Linked DNA regions of Homo sapiens: region 2 is linked to region 1. A link is a contact called in ENCODE Hi-C or POLR2A ChIA-PET data. All regions are on one chromosome and are shown on one strand. The core of a region is the stretch at or near the end of the contact, and the rest is flanking DNA. Distances in the headings are between cores, read along the strand shown. Region 1 has its middle 98 kb from the start of BTG1-DT. Region 2 overlaps LINC01619 (long intergenic non-protein coding RNA 1619).

Region 1 (4,463 bases), core at 1,418-3,917:
GGGAAACCGTCAGTAGTCAGTAAAGCACCCCAGGGTTGGCAAAAGTGGGAAGCCGTTACTGGTTCTGGCTGAAGGGGAAAGAGAGGGAACAGTTCCTAGAATATAGTGAGACCTGCAGCTGCAGAGAGAGTCATTCACTGGAAGCTGTGTTTTCAAATAAAATTATGTAGTCATCGCTAAGCTATGGCCCCTTCAGGGAGAGAGCTGGGGGAACAAAGACCTGAAGCTCTCTTTCCTCTTACCTTTCAAGTTCCCACTAGAACCCTTCACTGGCTGGACCCAACCAGAAGCCAGGGGGCAAGGAAGCAGTCCATAGAGTATCAGCTCCCTGAGCCCAGAACAGAGTAGAGAACAATGGAGAGTGAATCTGGAGGGACAAATCAAAAATATCTAGCACCAATAGTTTTCTGTTAGCTTTGCTTCTTCCCTCCACATTTGGTTAGCTCACTGGCCATTACCAGGGAGTTCTAATACCAAAATGTCCATAGTAGACAGCACTGCCTACACAAATAGAATTTGCAGCACTGCCTACACAAATAGAGCATTCAATGCTCTTCTAGGCTTACAGACAAGAAAGGAGTTGTAAGCACAGTAACTGGGAAGCTCTAATGATGCAAACATGATAGGGTGCACCACCACAACTAGTACTAACCTTTTTGTTTTGTTTTTTTTTTTTGCTTTGTTTTTTTGAGATAGTCTTGCTCTGTCACTCAAGCTGGAGTGCAGTGGTGCTATTATGGTTCACTGCAACCTCGACTTCCCAGGTTCACATGATCCTCCTGCCTCAGCCTCCACTGTAGCTGGGAACACAGGTGTGCACCACGAGGCCTGGCTTTTTTTTGTTTTTTTTAAAGTTTTTTTGTAGAGGCGCAGTCTCACTTTGTTGTCCAGGCTGGTCTCAAACTCCTTAGTTCAAACCATCCTCCCACCTCAGCCTGTCAAACCGCTGGGATTAAAGGTGTGAGTCGCCATGCCCATCCTGGTATTTTAATCTTTAAAGCATGATTTTGGAGCCAGATAATTTTTGGGATTGGATCCTTACTTCTGATCTTTGCTAGCCATATGAACTTGGGCTATCCAATATGGTAGCCACTAACCACATGTGGTTATTTAAATTTGTATTTATATAAACTAAAAGTAAATAAAAATTCACTTCATTTGCTCTTCCTACAAGTCAGGAGCTCAATAACTTACGTGGCTAAGTGGTTACCATATTGGGCAGTACAGATATAGAACTGTTCCAGCATTGTAGAGAGTTTTATTGGACAGTGCTGGGCTTAATGCTTAAACTCTCTGAACTCATCATACAATAGCACTTAACTGGTGAGCTTATCTGAGGATTGAATAACTTACTATACATAAAGTTCTTAGCAAACTGCAGGTCACAGAGTAGGTGCTCAGTAAATGGTAGCCATAGAACTGACAACAGTAACAACAAAAGCAGCAACATAATTGTGACATATCATATCCCTGGGGATACTTTCAGCAATATTCTTACACAAGGCTTTCTGCCAAAGCTGTGGAGGCTTCCAGGCTTCAGCAATAATCACACAGCTGTTGCTGATGAGAACTCTGTGTCACTGAGCTCAGAGGCTCCTCATTATGAAAGCTCCTTGGCATTGCAGAGAACTGACTAGCAGGCCTCCATCTTGCAAGTGTGGTCCTGCACGTCTCTTGAAAACACTGCTCCAGGCCGGGCGCAGTGGCTCACACTTGTAATCCCAGCACTTTGGGAGGCTGAGGCAGATGGATCACCTGAGGTCAGAAGTTCAAAACCAGCCTGGCTAAAATGGCGAAACCCCATCTCTACTGAAAATACAAAAATTAGCCAGGCATGGTGGCACACGCCTGTGCTCTCAGCTACTTGGGAGGCTGAGGCAGGAGAATCGCATGAACTTGGGAGGTGGAGGTTGCAGTGAGCTTACATCACGCCACTGCACCCAAGCCTGGGCAACAGAGTGAGGGTCTATCTCAAAAAAAGAAAAAAAGAAAGAAAAACACTGCTCTGTCCCAAGACATTTTTCCATAATCTTTTGAATATGATACGATTCCTGTTTTTTTCTGGTGGCTTGAAATGGCATGCTCTGTCAACATATTCTTTTCACAGAAGCTGATTTTGTTTCATTTTTCTTTGTGTCTGCAAACAGAATATGGTTTTAATCTCCCACAGGACTTGTAATTATCATCTTAAGCTTCTAAGTAACCATACTATTGCATCTCTATATCATGTCAAGTAACCAGTTTGATTCATGTTTTAATGGAAATTGTTTAGTTATCATGTAGTCAAATTTACAGAATATATTAGTGATTTGGGGACATAGGTTTTAGAATCTCTAGAATGAATCCCCTATTCCTTAAGTGGAATGAGAAAACCATTGGTCAGCCACCAAATATAACTCATTTCTTCCACTTTTCTCTATTTCCATTATTCCATCTCCATATTCCAAATCACCATTATTTTTCTTCTCATAATCAATTTTCCACCCTGCTTAAAACATCCAATGCCTTCCTGATGCTCTTAGAAAAGAATCCAAATGCCTGTCCATGAGCTTTTATTTTCTTCAGAGAACTTACGTCTAGCTGTAATTATTTATCTGCTCTCCTGTTTATTTTCAGTTTCCCCTCCTGCCACTGTTCCTGCAGATTTCAGCTCCATGGGAGCAGGAATCTTGTTTCCTCACTGAACATTATGTTCTCAGCTCCTGGAAAAGTGCCTGTTACAGAGCAGAAGCTTTCAAAAGGCTTCAAGGCCATCTTCAGGCAGGATGTAAAGAGTAAGCTGCAAGCTTTTAATTTACAACCTAGTACCATGTTTACTGCATTCCGATGTTTTTCTCCCAAAGCCCAATAAATGGTTTTTAACTTTGTTATGTTTGTGCCATAACCACTCCGAGTGGTCTAGTGAATCCTATGAATTCCTTTTCTAAATAATGTTTAAATGCATAAAATTTTGTAAAAACAGGATGACAAAAGAAGGCAACTGCTCAGGTACAGCTATCAAAATACTTAAAAATTTCAGAGCTTCTTTATCACTGTGTTGAAGAACAAGCTCTAGCGGAGGGCCTAAAACCACTGTTATTTTCAGACTACAGCAGTTCATAAACAATATTTTGAGATGTCTGTAACAATTGTAATAAGATATAAATAAATCTGTGATTTCTGCTGGTGACAAAGTCACAGGTACAGCTGCCACTTCTGGGGCTTGTTGCCTTTCTTCTTAGTTAAAGAAACTGACAAATTTCAATTAGAGGTTAATAAAAATGCAGATGTAATTTTTTTTTCATCCACATTGATAGATCTCTTGGATTCTATGCATAGACCTTGGTGGTTCCCTGGGTCTCAGGTGAAGGGACTTGAACTGAATGTGAGAGAATGTGTGTTCAGGTGTGCATTTCTGTGCATCGTGGCTATAAGCGCATTCTCAGCCATGGTGCTCACCTTGGATATTGTCTGCCACCTCAAAAATGATCCAAGACCTTTTTTAGTTACTGGTGTCATTTATTCATTTGTATTTCAAATACTGGGAAAGAAACACAAAAAAAGCTCACTTATGATTCCATCATTAAAAAAATATATAAACCAGGTGAGAATCACCTCTTTCTAACCACCTTACCTCCTAAAGATCATCACTGTTAAGAACTGATGAATATAATGCATGATTTAAAAAGCAAAATAGATGTGTGTGAATGTGTGTGTGTGTGCACCCGCGCATCAAACATATATCTACAAGAATGAAGTGATATTGAACAAATTCATTTACTCTTGGCTTTTTGTCACTTAATATATGTTAGACTTGTTTCCAGATTACATTTTATTTTTTTAATGACTGCTTGATATTCTTTTGTATGATGCACCACAATTTATTGATATTTTCTAGTAAGTGCTTTTATTTGCCACCACACATAATGCTACAATGAGCATCCTGTATGCATGCTTTTCTGTATCCTTGCTAGTATTGTACAAAATAGATTCCTAGATGTGGAATAGTTAGGTCAAGGAGTATGTTTACTTAAGATTTTAATATAGATTACAAATTACTGAAACAAAAAGGTATTTAATTTACATTTCAATAAGAATATCTATTTCCTAACTCTCCTACCAAAACTGGAGATATATACAATTATCCACCCATCAAATTGGCTAATACATATTTTAAAAATATATAACATATATATTTAAAATATAGTATATTTAAATCTATTTGCCACTATATAACATACATTTATATTTTATATATTAACTATATAAATATTTAATTATAATTATAAATATTTAAATTTAGTATATATTCATATTTTATATATTAAGAATCAAATATATGTAAATACATATTCCCTTTTTTTTTTTTTTTTGAGATGGAGTCTTACATTGTCACCCAGGCAGGAGTCCAGTGGTGTGATCTCAGCTCACTGCAACCTCCACCTTTCAGGTTCAAGCAATTCTCCTGCGTCAGCCTGCTGAGC
Region 2 (4,430 bases), core at 247-2,746, 210 kb before region 1:
TTATTTTGATTCATTTTGACTCTTTTAAATATGTTTTATCTGTATTTTATGTTGAAAATATATCTATCTAACTGCTTTCTTTTTATATGGCCCTAACCATGTCTCACTCAGAAATAGTGTCCCTTCATTCTAATGTGACTTCTTCCTAGTGTTTCACCATGCGGTGAATGAAGAGGGGTGCTGGAAATGTCCCCAGATGTTCTAACATACTTGCCAAAGCTGATTACAGCATTTTTGTTTAATTAAAACAAACTTACATGACATATTTCTTTTCATAAAGGTAGTTTTTGTTTAATTGTAGAAAAGTTAGAAGATACAAATAAGGGAAAACAAGGAGAAGAAGGGAGAGAGGGAGACATGAATGAAGAAAGAGAAGAAGAAAGGAGGGAGGGAGGAAGGGAAAGAGAAAAGAAGACTTGCAGAGAAAACTTATCATCCCCAGAGAAGCCATCATTAGCATCTAAATGTTCAGCTTTTCAAAGCCCCCACCCCTTTTTTTTAACTATATATGGTGGGGTTATTTTTACAAAAATGTGATCATAGTCTTTTTTTTATTTTTATTTATTTATTTTTTTTGAGGCACGGGGCTGGCTCTGTTTCTCAGACTGGAGTGCAGTGGCTTCCTGCAGCCTTGAACTTCTGGGCTCAAGCAATCCTCCCACTTCAGCCTCCAGAGTATGTGGGACTACAGGTGCATGCTGCCACCACACCTAGTTCTTTTTTTTTAGTAGAGACAGAGTCTGCCCAGGCTGTTATCAAACTCCTGGGCTCAAGTGATCCTCTCGCCTTGGCCAACCAAAGTGCTGGGATTACAGGTATGAACCATTGCACCTGGCTGAATCATACTTTTATAACTTGCTTGTTCCACTACTCCATATATCTAAATTATTAAATATTATTTCTACTAAATTCTTAATACTAGGAGTTCTTAACCTTTGAGTGATAGACAGGTTCCTGTTTAAATCTCTTTATATTACATGAAAATGTTGAGCATATGGAGATTTTTCTAGGGAGATGGTTCACAGCTTTTATTGAGCTCCCCAAGGGTGCCCACAATCAAAAATTTTTAAGGCCACTGTTTTACACCCTCATTTTAAATGGTAAAAATAGATATATCTGGAAGAGATATAAACAGACACATATCATGATTTTTTTAACCAAATTCTTGTTACACATTTAATTCCATCCCACTTTTGAACTATTATAAACAATATGCAGTGAACTTAGCTTTTAAAACTTTAACTACATAACTATTTCCCGTGATACTGGCAGAAATGACATTGCTGGGAATTTTTTCAGTGTGAAGTAACACAGATTGACAAATTGTCACAGCACTTAACAAGTGACTTTTTACACCATAGAACCCACCTTGTTCAGATACTACAGCTAGAACTGTATCATGAGAGAGCCACCCTCCTGCACATACTGCAGGAAGGAGCAACATTTCCTGCATTTGTTTGGTTTTGTTACCGACTTGCCGCCCTGCCTGCCACTTTGAGGCACAGTTGCAGCGCCTCTGTTTACATTTTTGGAGGACACGTGGACAAGCCCAGGCAAAGCCGAACAGCACACGGTACATCAATCACACAAGGAACATCTGCTGATTCCCTTGGGGGAAACAGAATGATTCCGAGAGTTGGGGCACTGCCAACGGGAAATTCACACAGATGAAAGCAACAGAATTCATGCTTGCAGTTTCAAGGGGGTGGAGGAAGGAGGAGAAAGAGAGTGGGTAAGCAGCAAGGTGAAATACAGGGTTCCCCCCCGAGTCTCACTTGTTACATATGAAAAGGTTTAAATCAGTGTTTTAAAATATCGGAACTGGAAGTTGTGAAAGCAAAACTATTCTTTGGTTTCAGATGTATTTTCATCTAGAGACCTTATTAAGGAATTTGCTAGAATAGTTTTAGTGACCCAAAAATAAATATTGATTGGTTCTGTATGTATTTATAAAAGTATACCTGGTCTGGGGGATCTGAGGCTACTGGATCATAAGAGAGTACAATGAAACCAGAGTGTGCTAACCTGCACATCTTGAAGGACTAACATCTTCCAGGTTTGCTGTTGTTTACGTGCTGCCTGTGAAAAGCAGAGTTTTGAGTGTTTTCAGCACCAAAGTCCCCTCAAAGCAAAAGAACAAAACCATCAAGATGTTATTGGTAATTCATAATCTGAAGCTGAGCATATAAGAATTTGTCTTTTTTAATTGTGGATACATTGAATTTGGGCTCCCAAATGGTGTTCTTATGATTTCAGTTTTTCTCTCAGAGAAAATACTGTACCAACAAGCCCTGTCAGAAGTCACCTCCAAATGCATGGAATACCAGGAATGACCCCTCCCTTCCTTCAGATCTGATATTTCCTTGGCAAGCACTTTTTCTCAGACTATCTTGCCATCGAATTTCTATACCGCCTCAAGATGACACTTTGTCTAGCAAAAAGTGATGCAAAGCTCTTTTGCAAAAGCCCCTCAAATTAATACACCTTACATATTTTCACTAATAAAACTTTCCTTGGAAGCCCCATATGTGTAATTATGCTTTCACAGATGTAAACAACTAAAACACAAGAAGATTAAATGATCTCTCTGAGATGACCTAGCAAATCATCCACCAAATGCATGATGTCTGACAACTTATGACATACAAATGCTTACACTGACAACTCGCCCTCATCCTTGTTTCTGTGCAGAAAAATAAGGGAAATCGTTTACTGGCCCAGAAGACCTCACGATGGCAAATTCAATCAGATCCTCATTAACCAGATCAAAATGAGGCCTGACAGAGTCTTCATTAGATCTACAAAATCCTGTTCGTTTTAGCTCTGAGTCTCCTGACTTGTCCGTGTCATCATAAATTGGTTGTTTTGAAGTCAGAGAGGACAAAGTGCTTGCAGATGATGGTCACCCTGCCTGACCTATAAGGACAAGGTTCTGTTAGAAAAAATGAAACAGTGCAGCAGTGGCAAGGCCTGGCCAAAGAAATAGGTTTGCTAACCGGCAAGAAACAGAGAAAAGAAAAACCCAGTTATTTAAAAATACTGACCAAAATACTAACAACTACAAAGACATTGTCCCAGTCCCATCACGGAAACCAATGTAAACTTCTCTTGTGAAGCTGAATTACAGGTCACTTAAGTTCTATTACATACATTTTACATTCCCAGTCAGAAAAATGGCATCCTCTATATCTGAAAAAATTCATCTAACCCCAGATGAAGTCTTCTTTTTTTTTTTATAATGGAATTAAATTCTGTCACTTTTTTTAGCAGTGGTGCCAGCGAGACCAGCCACTGAAATAAGCAGAGTTAATGGCCATTGAGTTAACGGACTTGAGAGGGGCCAAAAAGCCGGCTTGCCAATGTGCCCGTGGCTTCCACCATAAAGTCACTCCAATGAATGGGGCACTGCATTTCCAAAATTCTCCTGTCACAAATGCTAATGTTGACCTATCACAGTGCCCAGGCCATCACAGACACTCAATGTTTATTGAATGAATAAAAGAATGATTGTTGCCTGTGAATGATAATAAGTTTTGATTATATTGGTTAGATTCTATTCCAAAAATATGTAAGTATCTGGAACATATTAACTCACTTGCTCTCACTATATGTGGTTATGAAATAGGTTCTCAGATTGGCCCTTTGCCAACAAGCCCAAGCCAGCTCTTAAAGAAATGGAACACTGGAAAGGAAAGCGTGGGACAGAGGCAATGAGATATGAGAAGGAGGGACTGGGAAGATCCTGAGGTTTGGCAGAGAAAGAAGCAACTTGATAGGTTAACTCATATCCGTGGCTTCCAGCACACTGTGGAGACCCATACCAATCTCCCAGAGGCCTAGAGGAAGAGTTTTACCATCCAAAGGAACTACTGATTAGTGGTTAAGCACACAAATTCAGGAGTTCAAATTCCTGCTCTCCTACTTCCTAGATGTATGACTCGGTGCAAAGTATTTAACTTCTGTCTGCCTTAGATATTGTTGCCCTGAAATGAGCGTCAGAATAACTCTCTCCTTGGGCCTTGTGAGGAATAAGATAATACACATAAAGCCCACAGAAGAGTGCTGGCCTGGCCTAGGAAGCACTCAGTTAATGCTAATTTTTATTCTTATCATTAATATCTCCACCTTATACTATCTCTAAGTAAGACAGTAGGGGTGAGCAATTTATCTCATACCATCACAGCTTCTACAAATACATAATAGAGAAGTTGGCTAACTGCGTCAACAGCGGTTGCCTCCTGTTAGTATATGTATCTCTGCATGAAGGAGATAGATATGTGCTTTTCACATTTATGCTCCTGCTATGGGTAAATTACTAGACCTTTCCTTGCCTCAGATGATGAATAGAAAAATTAGATAATAATAGTATGTGCCTCATTGTATTGCTGGAGAAGAGAGTTATATGATTTAGGCCAGGGGCAGTGGCTCAC

Evidence for each region. Hi-C counts contacts between places; a loop is a spot of excess contacts on that map. ChIA-PET counts read pairs that join two places held with the same protein, here RNA polymerase II (POLR2A). Pooled maps may share reads with other maps.
Region 2: a loop to region 1 is called in a map of heart right ventricle, with 2.9 times the contacts of the local background. The contact joins two enhancer-like sites. A Hi-C loop is called at or near these places in 5 of 168 maps with a recorded cell type or tissue (HCT116, Right ventricle myocardium inferior, breast epithelium and 2 more) and 5 of 50 pooled maps. POLR2A ChIA-PET finds 5 or more read pairs at or near these places in 1 of 52 experiments (MCF 10A).

The regions. Positions count from the first base shown.
Region 1 is chr12:92,241,529-92,245,991 of GRCh38, forward strand. No RefSeq gene overlaps it. Among named protein-coding and RNA genes, the nearest start is that of BTG1-DT, 98 kb to the left of the region's middle. Within about 2 kb of position 2,668, at least 5 of the 41 ENCODE cell types and tissues checked have a DNase peak (open chromatin) inside an H3K27ac peak, as active enhancers do; they include heart right ventricle, where a contact is called at or near this core.
Region 2 is chr12:92,033,520-92,037,949 of GRCh38, forward strand. All of the region lies in intron 1 of LINC01619 (long intergenic non-protein coding RNA 1619), which reads right to left. Among named protein-coding and RNA genes, the nearest start is that of LINC01619, 110 kb to the right of the region's middle. RefSeq lists enhancers at 1,454-1,748, 1,472-1,781. Within about 2 kb of position 1,497, at least 27 of the 41 ENCODE cell types and tissues checked have a DNase peak (open chromatin) inside an H3K27ac peak, as active enhancers do; they include heart right ventricle, where a contact is called at or near this core.